2 separate regions of the Homo sapiens genome follow, and region 2 is linked to region 1. Evidence: chromatin contacts called from ENCODE Hi-C or POLR2A ChIA-PET data. All regions are on one chromosome and are shown on one strand. The core of a region is the stretch at or near the end of the contact, and the rest is flanking DNA. Distances in the headings are between cores, read along the strand shown. Region 1 overlaps UBE2O (ubiquitin conjugating enzyme E2 O). Region 2 overlaps MXRA7 (matrix remodeling associated 7).

Region 1 (7,277 bases), core at 1,365-3,864:
CTATTTAATGTGGAGTGTTTCATAGGGTGTGGCGTATTTTTGTAGTTTTCTCTGTAAATTGGAGGGCAATGAGTAAAGGCTTAATCTTAGTCTCAAGTTTTTAGTGAACAAATTTACAAAGAGAGATGAAGAGACTGGGCAGCAAGTCATGTCCTTTCCCTGCTGCCTTCATGAAAATAGCAACAGAAACAAAGTAAGTTCTTCCATGAAGCTATGGAATTTGTCGTGTTCCTGAGGCTTCCAGCCACCAAAATTAAGCCTCTTAAGGACTCAAAAGGAGCTAGTGGCCAGTGTCTCTTATATGCTTCTTCCTTTCTCCAGTCTTCTGACCTGTTCAGCGAGGTAGCCACTTGAAACTGTCCATCTGGCCATGGATCTCCTTAGAGGAGGCTTGCCCCTTCCCCATCACCAGTCATCCTTTGAATAAAATTTTGTAACAAAGCCAAATGCCAGCAGCCACTTAAACCTTCATGAGCACTGGCTAGACGTGGTGGGTCCTTCTGGTCTCCACCTGTCATGGTTGGGCAGAACAGCCCCCTGCGAGGTAAGGGAGCAGGACTGCTGTCTGTCAGTTCAAGTTCAGCCTTCGTTTCGGAGGCAAAGCGTTTATGCTTTAGCTTTCTTGTGCTTTTTCATCTCTTTTGCATTGTCTTTTGTTTTAAGTTGCCATGACATTCAGGGTTTCACCAGGTTTGAGATATAGTGCCTCTAAATTAGGGCTGTCTGTGATCACCCTGCTTTTATGAAGCTGTGTGTGTGAAACATCCCTGATGACAGGTCCCTCGGGAATTGGCTTTGCAGTTTATTTTTGGCTCCTACGCTGGCCAGCATTTCCATGGGGAAAGCTATTTAGGTGTAGCATCATGGCACGTGAAGTTTGTCTCACTTGTCTGGGTGCTGGGCCCATTAAAAGCAATTGTTCTTAGTGATGTAATGTGAAGAAGTTATATAAGGTTAACCAAGATGCAGGACTAAGTGAATCTAAATTGCGTTTTATTCAGATAGGATCACAGCACTTGTAGACTCTTAACAGCTGTTCTGTGATTTTATTCTTTGTCCCTTGATTTTTCCCCTTCTAGCCCTCGGGCCTCAGTGCCCTGATGGTGCTTCTGTCTGGCTGCTGCCTGACTCAAGGGTACTTTCCCCAGATGAAGGGTGTGTGTTTTGTACTGTGATTGGAAGCCAAAACCCTTGGGTGCTCTTCCTGGCTGTCACCTACTCTGAATGACCTTGACCAAGTCACTGCCTCATTTTCTCCCTCTGCAATGAAATAAGAGGTCTATCTTCCTAACCCCGATATGATCCTGCTCGGATGGAATAACCAGAAGTGTAGCTGGGTCAAGCCTAGGATGGCCACTTGGTTATTAGCAGACAGCATTCTGATGTCTGTCAGAGAGAGCCAGCCCTGTGCCTTCAGAAGATCACTTCCATGAGAAAGAGGGTGATGCTGCACCAAAGAGGCACCTTGGGAAGCAAAAGGTGCACGAGGCGGGTTGTGGGGAAGGTGGTTGTTTCAGGGGCATAGGAATTCCTAATGGCTCGTGTTGCTAGTGACCAGATGGATTATAGGTTTGACTTTATTAAACCTCTTCTAGAAATACTCATGAACTTCCTACCTCTGTTACTTTGTGAGAAATTCAGTAATGCACATTTAAAGTAACCCCGGCCGTCCTCCAGGAGGGGGATGGAATGAATCTGTATGTATGTATGTATGTTTCCAGAGTCTGAAAGGTCTCTTGAAATTCTCAAGACTGGTAATGAGATTATAAATTACAAAGATGATAGAGTATTGCTTTATATTTTAAGGTAATAAGAGCAGTCATGATCCAGGATACTGTTACTGTGTGCCAGGCACTCTTAGTGCTTTAGATGTTTTACTTCACGCTCACAACAACCCTGTGGTGCTATTATTAGCCCCATATTCCAGAGAAGGAAGCTGAGGAACAGAGAGGTTAAGTAAATTGCCCAGTGTCACACTTCTAAGTGGAGGAATCTGAATACAAATTGAACTAAATGTACTTTGTTCTCACCTGAGAATACTTAAGTTCAGGATTCAGAGATCATTACTATACGTGACCGAGTGCCCTGATCCAACATGAATCACAAGCCTTGTGGTTGGCATTAATCATCCCTTCTTTAAACAGTTGAAAGTCTTAGTGTAATAGGAGGTACTACAAGTGAGGAAGGAGAGAGGCACAGGATGTTGGGATAGGTGGAAGTTGTGCCAGTGGGCAGGCAGGAGGGAGGGAGATGATGGGTAGGGAGCAGGACGGGAGGAACACTGCATTCGCACTGGCGGTGTGCTTCTGCAGATTCCACTCTTTTCATTCCCTGACCCCTCAGTCATTCTCAAAATAACTGTCAAAAACACATTGCATTTCTAGAGAACCTTTGACTGCCCCTCAATGTTGAATGAAGCAACCTCTGTAGTCTGATTCATTCCAACACTGAACTGCAGTTCAGTTTTATTCCCCAACTCCACCTCCTAGAGCAAAACAAGTGTGCAGACACTCCACGTAACTGGCATTTCTGTGTTGCCTCAGAAGTGGTCAGCTCCATTAGGAGCTCCAACTTGACCTCCTGTCCGCTCTGCTGCTGTCATCCTTCGGCTGGGAATGCTGAGTCATGAGACAGGTTCAGGAAGGATTCCTTGGAGAGGCTGAGTTCCACCTCAATTTCAGTTTCTGTTCCCTTCAGTTTCCGTGTGTTTTTGCTTTAGGACATTAGAGGCCTCTTTGCACCTTCCCCATCTCTACTTCACTTTTATCCCTGTTTCTCTCTGTTTTGTTTGTTTGGTTTTTTTTTTTGTTTGTTTTTGTTTTTTCATTTTCCTGTTATACTAAGAGGAACTTTTTCTATTTTTTACTACTTAACCCACCATGGGGGCTCATGGAATCCAGTGGAACCTGTTGGGGGCCAGCACTTTTTAAAAGGGTGCAATTGTCGTGTATAACATGAATTGCCAGCACAACAGTCCTGGGCACGTGATCAGTGTCAGCTGCCGCTGGTGGTCGGTCCCCTCAGAGTTGGAGTCAGGGTGGTTTTCTGTGACATGTGGGTTTTCACCCAGGAGGATATGATCTGTGCTCCTATTCTGATGGAAGCTTTTGGAATTTCCTTGCCCAAGGCTTAGCCTGCTTCTGGATGGCGATGGGGAGTTGCTGATTTAAAATGACAATCAAAAGGGGCAAGTTACAATCAGGAACGTCTATAATGTGCTTTCCAGTTTACAAGAGGCTATCACTTTTCTCACTTAATAGGATCTCGGTATTTTTAACTGTAGCTCCTTCCTGAGGCTCCACTTGCCCATGAATGGGTGCCAGTCCTGGAGAAGGTCATGGTCTAAATGCTGCCCATCCACATTTGCAGCTCTTACTGAGCAAGAGTGCCCGTTCGGAATTGCTTCATCTTCTGACATTCCAGCCAGCCACGGGGGGACTCTGTCAGGAGCCACTTGATGTGTGCAGTTATAGCCAGGGAAGAGCAAAATGCTTATTGGAATTTGCTGTAGTTGAGAATAAAATTGAATTGTGTTACTGGATAACTCTCTGGATTTATCTACTCCAAGTTATTTGCCTTTGTTTCATTCGTTAGCTATACTCTGTGATTGAGGATTTAATGTCCTTCAATCCAGGCTGACTGTATTGGATGGATCCTTGGGTCAGCTTTGTCCAGGTCACCCCTAGACACAGGTAGGCTGTGTTCTCCTGAAGCAGTATTGTGAAAAGCACATTTTTATGGTTTAAACATTGCAGTCAGTTGACATACCACTCAGAAGTATTCAGTGGGCAATAAGGATTGGAATGAATGTCCTTTTTGGGTTTAATCTGGTTCTTTGGTTGGGGGATTTTGAGTTGGTTTGCATTTTTAGAGAGGCCACAGCAATATTTAATATTCTGCAGCTAAGTCAAAGGAGTAAGACATTTTTCAGGTCACTTTTGGTTTAAATTGATAGCATAACTATACCTGGGAAACAGTCTGACTATGATAATTGAAAGTAAAAAAAAAAATTAAAACACTGAGTCATGCTTGGAAAAAGAAAAAAAAAAAGGCAGTCAGTCCTACCCAACAATGACATGAATATTCCCAGCTAGCACTGACAGAGAGATTTCCTGCAGGCACCCTTAAAAAGAGAGGCCTTCATTTGCATCCTGCAAGAGAGCTGGTCTTTTCACACTCAGCAGCTCCGATGATGTTCTTCCTCCTCCTTTTAATTCTGGTCCTTTTTGTGGGAGCTCCCTCTGGAAGAGGGCAGTTGAAGATAGATACCTTGACCGGCAGATTCAGCGGACTGTGTGTGTGGTCACCGGACTGTGTGTGTGGTCACCGCTAGTGCAGGTGGGAAGTGTAGACACACAAATACGTCTCCAGGGATTCTGGGAGCCTCAGGGCTTGACATATGCAGTGCTGAAAGCATCCCGGTATTCATGTGCTCTGACTGTTTTATTATTTAAGGGATTCTGAGGGCCCTGAAGGTTGATGACATCATCTTCAAGCCAAGGAAGAAAGCATTTCTCTGGTCCCCCAGTGTGCTTTTGGGTCATCCCAGCACTGTACTGGGGGAAATGGATGTCTGCCTCCATTTCCTCATGACCTGCTCTCGCCTTCAGTCATTTTCTGTCTAACCTCTCACACCACTGAGTGTGACGGCTCCCCTGAAGGTCACAAATGACTAGTGAATTTCTGATCACTGCATTTGCTGACATTTTCTCAGTCCTTGTCCTCATTTTGATCCATCAGCCTTATGCTCTGTCACCCAGGCTGGAATGCAGTGGCGTGATCACACCTTACTGCAGCCTCCGCCTCCTGGGCTCAAGCAGTGCTCCCACCTCAGCCTCCTGTGCAGCTGGAACTACACACTCGGCTTTTTAAAATATTTTTGTAGAAACAGGGTCTCACCATGGTATTGGCCAGGCTGGTCTCGAACTCCTGACCCCAAGTGATCCTCCCACTTCAGCTTCCCAAAGTGTTGGGATTACAGACGTGAGCCACGGTGCCTAGCTGACCACACCCTCTTTGTTTTGTTTTGTTTTGTTTTGCTTTGTTTGTGAGATGGAGTCTCAGTCTGTCGCCCAGGCTGGAGTGCAGTGGTGCAACCTTGGCTCACTGCAACCTCTGCCTTCTGGGTTCTAGCGATTCTCCTGCCTCAGCCTCCCAAGTAGCTGGGATTACAGGCTCCCGCCACCACGTCCGAGTAATATTTGTCTTTTTAGCAGAGACGGGGTTTCACCATATTGGTCAGGCTGGTCTCGAACTCTTGACCTCAGGTGATCCATCCGCCTCAGCTTCCCAAAGTGCTGGGATTACAGGCATGAGCTACCGCGCCTGGCCGACCATGCCCTCTTAACGGTATTTCCTTCCTTGGGGTTCTATTATACCAGACTATACCAAATGTTTCTCTTTTTTGCCTTTTGTCTTCTTCCTCTTACCCATAGATGTGCAGCTTTTCCAAAGACCTCTCTTTTCTTTATCTCTTCCTCCCCAGTTTTTTGGAGTGACCTCCCTGCTTGTAGCTGCATCTGGTACCTGTATTTAGGTGACTTCCACAGTGACATCACATGCCCAGCTGCTTACTTGATAGCTCCATTGTGCCATGTAGACTTTGTGGGTATAAAATCTTGTGATTGTGACTGCCCTTCCCATCCCCAAGTCTGTGGACTTAAAAAAAAAAAAAATGTTCTGACTGGGCACAGTGGCTCACGCCTGTAATCCCAGCATTTTGGGAGGCCGAGGTGGGTGGATCACTTGAGGTCAGGAGTTCGAGACCAGCCTGGCCAACATGGTGAAACCCCATCTCTACTAAAAATGCAAAAATTAGCCATGCGTGGTGGTGGGTGCCTGTGATCCCAGCTACTCGGGAGGCTAGGGCAGGAGAATTGCTTGAACCCAGGAGGCAGAGGTTGCAGTGAGCCGAGATCGTGCCCCGGCACTCCAGCCTGGGCGACAGAGTGAGACTCTTTCTCGAGGAAAAAAATATATATATATATTCCCCAACTTTTTTTGTTTTTGGTTCTGAACCCAAGACCCAACTTTTTAATAGGAAAAAATATTGACCATACCAAAATGTTGAAAGCCAGTAATTGCTAACCCCCAACCATTATGAGTCAGCAGTTGTTAACATCCTGCCATATTTGCCTTATCTGTATGCTTATGTAAATATATTTCCTCCTGAATTATGTCTGGTACTAACTCCTGCTAAGTTAGTGGCAGACATGATAGCACTTCACCCCTAAATACCTAAGCTTGAATCTTCTCAAAATTAGAGCATTTGGGGTCATTTTTAATTTACCTTCTTTGGCCCTCATTCTAACTTGTCATCAGTTCTTTGAGAGGCCTCTTGCATCCTGTGCCTGCATTTCCCTTTCACAACCCTGGTTTGCTCTCTGCTTGCCTCATGCCTGCACTGTGTAGCCTTCTCCCTGGTCTCCCTGCCTCTAGTCCTCCTTCAACCAGTGAACAGCGCTGCCGCCAACTGACCTCCAAAGGGCTGACCTCCCAAGTGATCGCCTGGATTGTGTCAGGACCCAGCCTCTGATCATGCCTTGGTTGTCATTCAGGGCCCCTCACCTACACATCCTGCTCTATCTCCTGCCTCTTCAGTTGATTCCAGCCAATCTGACTGCTTTTCCCCAACTCAATTGTGCCGTTCCCTTCCTCTCATGCCCCATGGCACACCCACATTCTCTCCTGGATGGGAAGCTCCTTGAGAAACAGAGACAGCAAATCCTAAAGCTTGTGTGCTATCACGCACATGCAGACTCTTGGGAAACATCTTCATGAATGACCAGTTTGCTCCCTCCCACTTACTACAAATAGTATTCTTAGTCTTCTTCCAGATGCCCTGTGGTCTGTGCTGGAGCTGTATGGGCCCCTTACTAGACCACTCTGTCTCCCACCCCCCGTACTAGGTGTGTTGACCATGTACAGTAATTTATTGCCCAAGTTGGGTTCTTTTGAGAGTACTATGAATAATTACTCCAGGACTGGGACGTATGGGCATCCTAATACTAGGAAGAGCAGATTAATCAGAATACACCATATTGTAGTTACTACTTTGGCAACTTCCGTCGCGGGCTCCCCAGGCAGACTACGTGCATTGTGGACTAGGCTAGAGCTAGCTAGAGCTGGTGTCACCTGTGGTCGAAATGAAGCTGCTTCTGGCTGCATTTCCCCTGTAAGAACCCCGCCTAAAGCACTTGACAAATGGCAGATTCCACACACGTGGGTTTCCTGAATGGTTATCAGCACCCAGTCCTCACCTTAGGAGGATGGCTAAG
Region 2 (7,277 bases), core at 3,346-5,845, 230 kb before region 1:
AGAGGGGGCTGGACACAACTGCCAGCCCTTGAAGGTCCCTGGGGACAGAGGCTGCTCAGGCAGATGGATCTGGAGGGCCTCTTAGAACAAGAAAGACCAGGCCTCCGGCTGGGGGTGAAACTGCCACTGCCACCCACGTCCAGAGCTGGGACCTTGGCAGTGGGGAGGGAAAATCCCTTCCCCTTATTTTCAGAGAGTAGACCCTCTGCTGCCCATCCTTCCCCCACTGGATCTTTGGAGGTCTCTAGACCACCAACCCACACTTGGCTGTTCTGTGGGACCGAGACTGTGCCCGAGGTGCTGCTCCTGGGACGAGGGAAGACTCCTCGACTCCTCTGCATGCTGCAGTTACCACTTTGTGCCCTGAATTGAGAAGGAGGGGCCGGAGGACTTCTTGGGGCAGGACTGGAGTTCACGTTCATTCCCATCACTGCCCAGCCCGCATGCTCCCTGTGGCTCCTAGGCATGCCGGTGGCATCTGCTTGCTCCCCCACACCTCTGCCCCCCTGCATGTGGTTGCCCCTCGCAGCACTGCGTGGGGTCTCCGCGGCTCCACATCACGCTGTCCTCACACGGTGATGCTTGGGGTTGCAGAGGCTGGTCAGTTTGGCTTTGGCTCTTCATCTTCAGCACGATGGTTCTCATGGGGGTGGGGAGCGCTGGCAGCTGTGAGACAGTTCTGGTCCCAGCCAAGTCCAGGGAACCGCCCTAGAATCATCAGTATGAAAAATAACATGCCTGTTGTTATCAAACCACTAAAACCACAGGCCAGCTAGCAGGGTGCTCTCTCTCCGCCTGTCAGGTTCCACCCTCCCGGCCTCCATGCCTCTGATGCCTTTCCCAGCTCTCAGGGTCCAGTCGAGTTGCAGCTACAAGCTGCACGTCCCCTAACTTTAAATTTACTAGCTCAGCCAACAGATCTGCATCTAGAACCTGAAGCTTTAGTGGTTGCCAGTTCCAGCACTCCCCAGGAGCTTCAGTTCACAGGCTCTCATGACAATTAGGAAGTGGGACTGGAAGCAGAAGGCCCCCAATTAGTTCCCCGACATGCTGAAGTGGTCAGTCTCATCCTTGAACTACTCACAGATCAAATTCCTTCCGCCTGGGGCCAGAAAGCGGTCAGGTCTGTAAATCCAGAGGCAGCTGCTGCTTAAGATCCTGCTTGCCACTGTCTGCCCGCCTCCTCAGCTCTCCCCTCGGGCCGGAGTTTCACACACTTCATGCCTCTGGTGGCGTCCCTGGGTTCCGCTGAAGCTGCTGTGGGAAGTGCCACCTCCAGTTTCACAGTGTGGCTAGGACAGTGGGCTTGCAGGCTGGTGACAGCTCCCCTGAGCAAGAGGCCTCCTCCTCCTCCCCCAGAGCTAGGGAAGCTGGCAGGGCTTGGCTGGCTTCACAGCTTGGCAGGAGAAAGAACAGGCGCGGCTGTCAGCTCCTCTCCATCACTTCTTCCCACCTTGTGGTCTCAGAGGGAAAATGAACCCAGGCTATAGACTGGGCTGGCTCTGATAGATCAGGACCCACCCCTCCATTTGAGGTCTGCAGGGCTGTCTTGACTCCTCTGGAAATGGACATGACTCTAGAGGAAGGTGCTAGTGTGGTAAAACAGGGAAGGGGAGGAGGAGGCCAAGGAACCCCAGCTGTGGGGTAGTTCTGGTTCTTCCATCTGATGTATGCAAGAAACTACAGACAATAGACCTGCCAGTGTGAATTTCCAGCTCAGGCTGGAAATGCGTGCTGACTGTGACCACCAGGAGAGGGCGTCAGAGGGACAAGATCAGACCTGCTGGGTTCTCAGTGGTCCCAGGGCTGGCAGTGTGTCTTGGTTCATAAAAGACGGGCATGCAGTTGGCTCCATCTGGAAGCGTGCATCCTAGGGTGCCAGTATCCCCCGAGGGGACAAAACTCAGCCAGCGGGAATGGGAAATTATCTAGGGTGATAGGAATATTGTCAGCACAACCACACAACCCAAGATCAGAAAGGCCCTTGGCAACTCAAATGCCCAAGTTCCTTCCTTAAGTACCCTGCAGAGGCTGAACAGGGTCTGTGGGCTGCCAGGTTCTGTGCGGGATCAAGGGGAGCTCTGCAAGCTCTGGCCGGCTTGGCGGCACAGACTGTCTTGCTGCAAGCGATGAGAAGCAAATCAGCAGTGGTTTGAGAAACCAGAGTCTAGCGCAGCTTCTGCAATTCCAAACATTCTCCTTCCTCGTCCCCATTTCCCCCTTTCCTTGCCCATGGTGCAGGATGGAATGAGTAAAATAAATTATCTTTTTCTCCCCATTTCTCTTTACAGAACTGAAGAATAACGAAGTTATCCTTAGCGTCCTCCTAAAGGCTTTTCCTTTTGGCATCTTAAAAGCTTGAGAGATAAAACGGAAACCCCAGAGAGGAGTCTGGGCAGGCTCCCAGGGTGCATGCTGCCTCCATAAATCTGCTGAGCTCTAGACCCTCAATCAGGACTTGTCCCTTGGCTAGCAGGATCCTGGGAACACCTTTGGCCCTGCCCTGTGTAGAGATGTTCATGTCTGTTCCTGTGGGTCACTTTGTTAAGCTGAAGAGTTTTAAGAGGTAGAGCTCAGACCCTGGACTGGGATTTTTCTTACCACTCAAACTTGCTATCCACACACCCTGCACACCTTAGATAAAAAGAACATTTTAAAAGCAGAGTTCACTTTCACTCCAGTCTCCCCTCTTTTGCCCTCACTGAAGCCAAACCACAGAAGACTTTGAGGAATGAGAGACAAATGAGGTAGAGCTCACCTGTGCTCACCAGCTCCGTCAGGGTGGTCAGCCGACCCCTTTCCCTGGGAACCCCACTTCTCTCTGTGGCTGGCTTGGTTGTCGGGGGTGAGATGCCATATTGATTACAGGGCAGCAAAGAACCAGTACCAGGAATTTACTTGACCATTCCCCTTATTTTTCATCTAGAGGAATCTCGGATTCAGCCCTTTCATTGCTAAGACACCTTTTCACTGAGGTTCTTACCAGCTCAGCCAAATCTCCACTCTGCTATAGCAGAAGCAATAATGTTTGCTTTAAAAAGATTTCTTGACCTATGCCTTTTCTTAGAAAGTTTGATAGATTAGTTAGAACTTCAGATCATCAGATCAGTCTCAAATGGGTTTCTTGGAATTTTATATTTGACAATATTTATACTATACCAAACTCATTTGCAGTTCTTAGGTTTGTTGGTTAAAACATTTTTTTAAAGCAGTAAGTTTATAGAAAATGTTTTCATTTAATGGAAGGCTGGGGAATGTCCAGCATCAACCCCTATGGCATGCATTCCCAGGGGCCTTCTCATCTGGGCCTGGAACCTTTGGTTCAGGGCTTAGGGGAGAACAGGCCACATGGCAACAGCCACACAGTCATTGCCTTCAACACAGAGCCACGTGTCCCCAAACAGCAATAGTCATGCCCTTGTCCAGGCTGGGATCTAATTGACACAATAGGTCGTTGACTCCCTCCTAGTAGAGCTATCTAGGTTTGTCTGGAAAGTTTCCGACCCTGGCTTATAGGCACCACACCTCATGTACTCCTCATGGCTTGGATCTCTGTATTCAGCCTTTGTTCAGTCCAATAAACTTTGAGTAGATGATCTCAATTACTGTGTGTTTTTTCAGTTTGCTTTGTTTTAAAACAAAATCCCTTTTGAACCCATTGAAGTTTGACCTTTCTTTCATTTTGATGCCTCTTACTCTGCAGCAGAGTACAAAGCCATACATCCACCCTGTTAAAAAATATGCAGTCACCATGGCTGTCAAAACCACATGACATGATCTGTGTTCACTCAGGGACATATGGATTGTGCTTCCATCCACAGAGCTCAGCACATCCTTTCTGTTCACGGGAATTCCTCTTCTTCTTCTTTTTTTTTTTTTTTTTGAGACAGGGCCTCCCTCTGTTGCCCAAGCTGGAGTGCAGTGGTGCAATCACAGCTCACTGTGGCCTGGACCTCGTGGGCTTAAGTGATCCTCCCGTCTCAGCCTCCCAGGTAGCTGGGACTACAGGTGCTCACCACCACACCTGGCTAATTGTTTTATAGAGACAGAGTCTGACTATGTTGCTCAGGCTGGTCTTGAACTCCTGGGCTCAAGTGATCTTCCCATCTTGGCCTCCTAAAGTTCTAGGATTACAGGCATGAGCCACTGCACCTGACCCTCTTTCTTCTTACAGGAGGGCACAAAGCACACATCATAGGCTGCTGCTTCACCAGACAGGGGAACCGACTGTAGACACAGCTTTCCCAGGGGACAAGGGAGGCTGGGAAGTGGGACTTCAGTATTTCAACTACTAGATGCTGCTCTAGACAGAAAATTTTGCAGGATGGAAGATGCGGGGCTGAGGAGAGGAGGGAAGGGTGAAGCAAAGGAATATGGTAGCAAAAGTATGGGAGCGAACGTGGAGACCACCCCTCCAGGCAGTGTGGGGGATGCCAGTGGCCCAGGGCTATGCTGAGGTCCTGCGGTTGCAGAGCCTGTAACGTGCTTACAGCCGACCCAGCTGCAGAGCAGGGCTGAGAGGTCCGACACTGTGATGTGGTTTACGTTCTCTGAAGGCACTGAGCCCGTGGTGTGTGGGGGGCAGGAACTGCAGAAACCAGAAGAGTGAGATGCAGCCAGGATGCAGTGCCCGGCTGGGCTGAGGAGCACAGGGCACCAGAGTGGAGCAAACAACAAACATATGGCTCCCTGGGTTCGGCAGCCGCCTCGCCCCACCTGAGGTGTTTGTGCTGCAGAAGTTGTCCTGTGCTGGTCAGATGGTGTAGCTGAGCCTCATAAAGATAACAAGACATTGCTCCCAGCACAGAACCCGCGTGGAGCAAACATTTAGGCCAGTCTTCCTCCACACCCATCCCTTGATAAAAGGGGCAGGGCCGCCACCTGCCATAGGGTATCTTGTGCAAATTAGGAAAAGGCACCCCCCTTTCTCTGGCCAGTGAAACCCCACAGGCTTCCCTCCCCGCTCCTTTGCCAAGCACCGTCTTGCACACACTTGTATGCTCCCTGATTTCCCAGCTGATAATGTTTTTTCTTTCTCCACTTTCGGCTCATTCCTCTCAACGAAGGCTGTTTCTAACCTACTTCTTCATAGCACTACCTCAAGCTGCTTCATGGAGCCTATCTTCTTCCTCATTACATCACTGTGGGACATGCAGTCAACAATCAAATGAGGCCCAAAGGGAAACTGAGGCACAGAGCACCTAAGTGATACCTGGGGTCCCCAAACCTCCCCGGCAAACCTGAGATTTCGCATCCCAGTTTTTAGAGCCCTCAAAAGTTGCGTGTGTCAGACCCAACCAGCTCCGATGTTCTAAGTGGGTTTTATTTTCATTTTCTTCTTGTTCTGAAAAGCAACCGCAGTCACACAAGAGAGAGGAGAGTCCCAACTCCGCCGGCTGCACACAGGCTCCCTCTCTCCCCAGTGGGCTAGGAGCACCTTCTTCCTCTTTGTCCTTTCTTCTCGACAGAGTTCAGAAGGAACAGCTGGCTGCCATCTTCAAGCTCATGAAAGACAACAAGGAGACGTTTGGCGAGATGTCCGACGGCGACGTGCAGGAGCAGCTCCGGCTCTACGACATGTAGACTGCGCCCACGGGATGCACAGCGGCCATGCCTGATGCTGTCCCCACCCTTGCCCCATGCCCTTGTTCTTTCCAGACTTCTGTAGGCCTAATTTTCCCTTATAAACATAGATGCAGGCGTACATTCTATAGGTACTTGCCGAGTTCTTGCAGTGTGTATATTACTTTGCAGGAATCAAAATTGTTTTATTCAGAAGACAAAGTCCCTGACCCCTCTGGTTTCTGCTTGCTGGTGAGGTTCCAGCTGTTATTGGGCTCTGAGGCCCTCTCCTGATCCAAATCTTTTTTTGTTTGTTTGAGATGGAGTCTCACTCTGTCTCCCAGGCTGGAGTGCAGTGGCGTGATCTTGGCTCACTGCAACCTCCACCTCCCTGATTCAAGCGACTCTCCTGCCTCAGCCTCCCGAGTAGCTGGGATTGCAGGCATGCACCATCACACCTGGCTAATTTTGTATTTTCAGTAGAGACAGCGTTTTGCCATGCTGGCCAGGCTCGTCTCGAACTCCTGACCTCAGGTGATCCGCCCACCTTGGCCTCCCAAAGTGCTGGGATTACACGCGTGAGCCACCATGCCCGGCCAATACTACACTCTTATTCTGCCTTACGAGGATTTCTGGAAGCTTCTGTAACTGTAGGGAAGAAAGCTGTAGGGGAGCATGGTTTTTTTGTTTTGTTTTTGTTTTTGAGACGAGGTCTCACTGTCACCCAGGCTGGAGTGCAGTGGTGCCATCATGACTCACTGCAGCCTTGACCTCCCAGGCGCACAAAATCCTCCTCTCAGCCTGAGTAACTGGGACTACAGGTGTGTACCACTACATCCAGCTAAAGGAGAGCGTTTTTTTCTTTTTCTTTTTGAGACAGAGTCTCACTCTGGCGCCTGGTCACTGTGCCCTTCACCTTCTGGGTTCAAGTGATTCTCCTGCCTCAGCCTCCCTAGTAGCTGGGATTACAGGCATGCACCACCATACCCAGCTAATTTCTGTATTTTTAGTAGAGATGGAGTTTCACCATGTTGGCCAGGCTGGTCTCGAACTCCTGACCTCAGGTGATCCACCTGCCTCGGCCTCCCAAAGTGCTAGGATTACAGGCGTGAGCCACCATGCCCAGCTGGGAGCGTTCTTTCAGCAAAAAGTCTAATTCAGAGACTCACCTTCCATCCTGGCACTAAACAATAGTACTAGAGGTAAGATCTGCCAAGAATTTCTCTCACTTAAGCAGGATACTTACTTTAAATATAATTAGGCAAGACTTATTTGAGTACTTGCCTAATTGTATTTAATTAGAACTATGCTGGATGCTGTAGACAGAAGAAATAAAATACTCAACTTGGTCCCTATCTTCCAGCAGGTTAGAGGCCTTTAGGGAAGAAAAGCCTGTGTGCAGGGAAAGAGAACCTCACCAGAAAGTATTCAATAAAATGCCAAAGTGATCTTACAGAACAGTGCCTGTGACACCGGAGGGGATTGTTCTGTCTTTGTGAGTGAACATACAATGATGGGGATAACTGGTCCTCATACCATGCAGGTCCCATTTCTGATCACCCCACTGGCAGGACAATTCACAGTTCTTGAGCAAACTGAGTTAGGGAGGGTATGCTAACGACAGAACCTATGCAAGTTCTTAGAAATATTTTTTGTTTGCTGAAATAAAGCTCAATCAACACACTACCTTAAAAAAAAAGTGGAGCAGTGGCATT

Evidence for each region. A loop is a pair of places that touch in the nucleus more often than their neighbours do. ChIA-PET counts read pairs that join two places held with the same protein, here RNA polymerase II (POLR2A). Pooled maps may share reads with other maps.
Region 2: a map with no recorded cell type shows a loop between it and region 1 (2.2-fold over the local background). The contact joins two enhancer-like sites. A Hi-C loop is called at or near these places in 4 of 168 maps with a recorded cell type or tissue (CD4-positive, alpha-beta memory T cell, CD8-positive, alpha-beta T cell and naive thymus-derived CD4-positive, alpha-beta T cell), 4 of 37 single-sample maps with no recorded cell type and 12 of 50 pooled maps. POLR2A ChIA-PET finds 5 or more read pairs at or near these places in 5 of 52 experiments (CD4-positive, alpha-beta T cell, CD4-positive, alpha-beta memory T cell, HepG2 and 2 more).

Annotation. Positions count from the first base shown.
Region 1 is chr17:76,441,993-76,449,269 of GRCh38, reverse strand. The region is part of intron 1 of UBE2O (ubiquitin conjugating enzyme E2 O); the gene reads left to right. Among named protein-coding and RNA genes, the nearest start is that of UBE2O, 7.5 kb to the left of the region's middle. RefSeq lists enhancers at 4,324-4,483, 6,158-6,277. Within about 2 kb of position 2,614, at least 10 of the 41 ENCODE cell types and tissues checked have a DNase peak (open chromatin) inside an H3K27ac peak, as active enhancers do.
Region 2 is chr17:76,675,894-76,683,170 of GRCh38, reverse strand. It overlaps MXRA7 (matrix remodeling associated 7), which reads left to right. Exons shown (of 4, transcript NM_198530.4): 4 at 2,292-3,605. The coding sequence ends at 2,304. Among named protein-coding and RNA genes, the nearest start is that of MXRA7, 31 kb to the left of the region's middle. RefSeq lists an enhancer at 196-742. Within about 2 kb of position 4,595, at least 4 of the 41 ENCODE cell types and tissues checked have a DNase peak (open chromatin) inside an H3K27ac peak, as active enhancers do.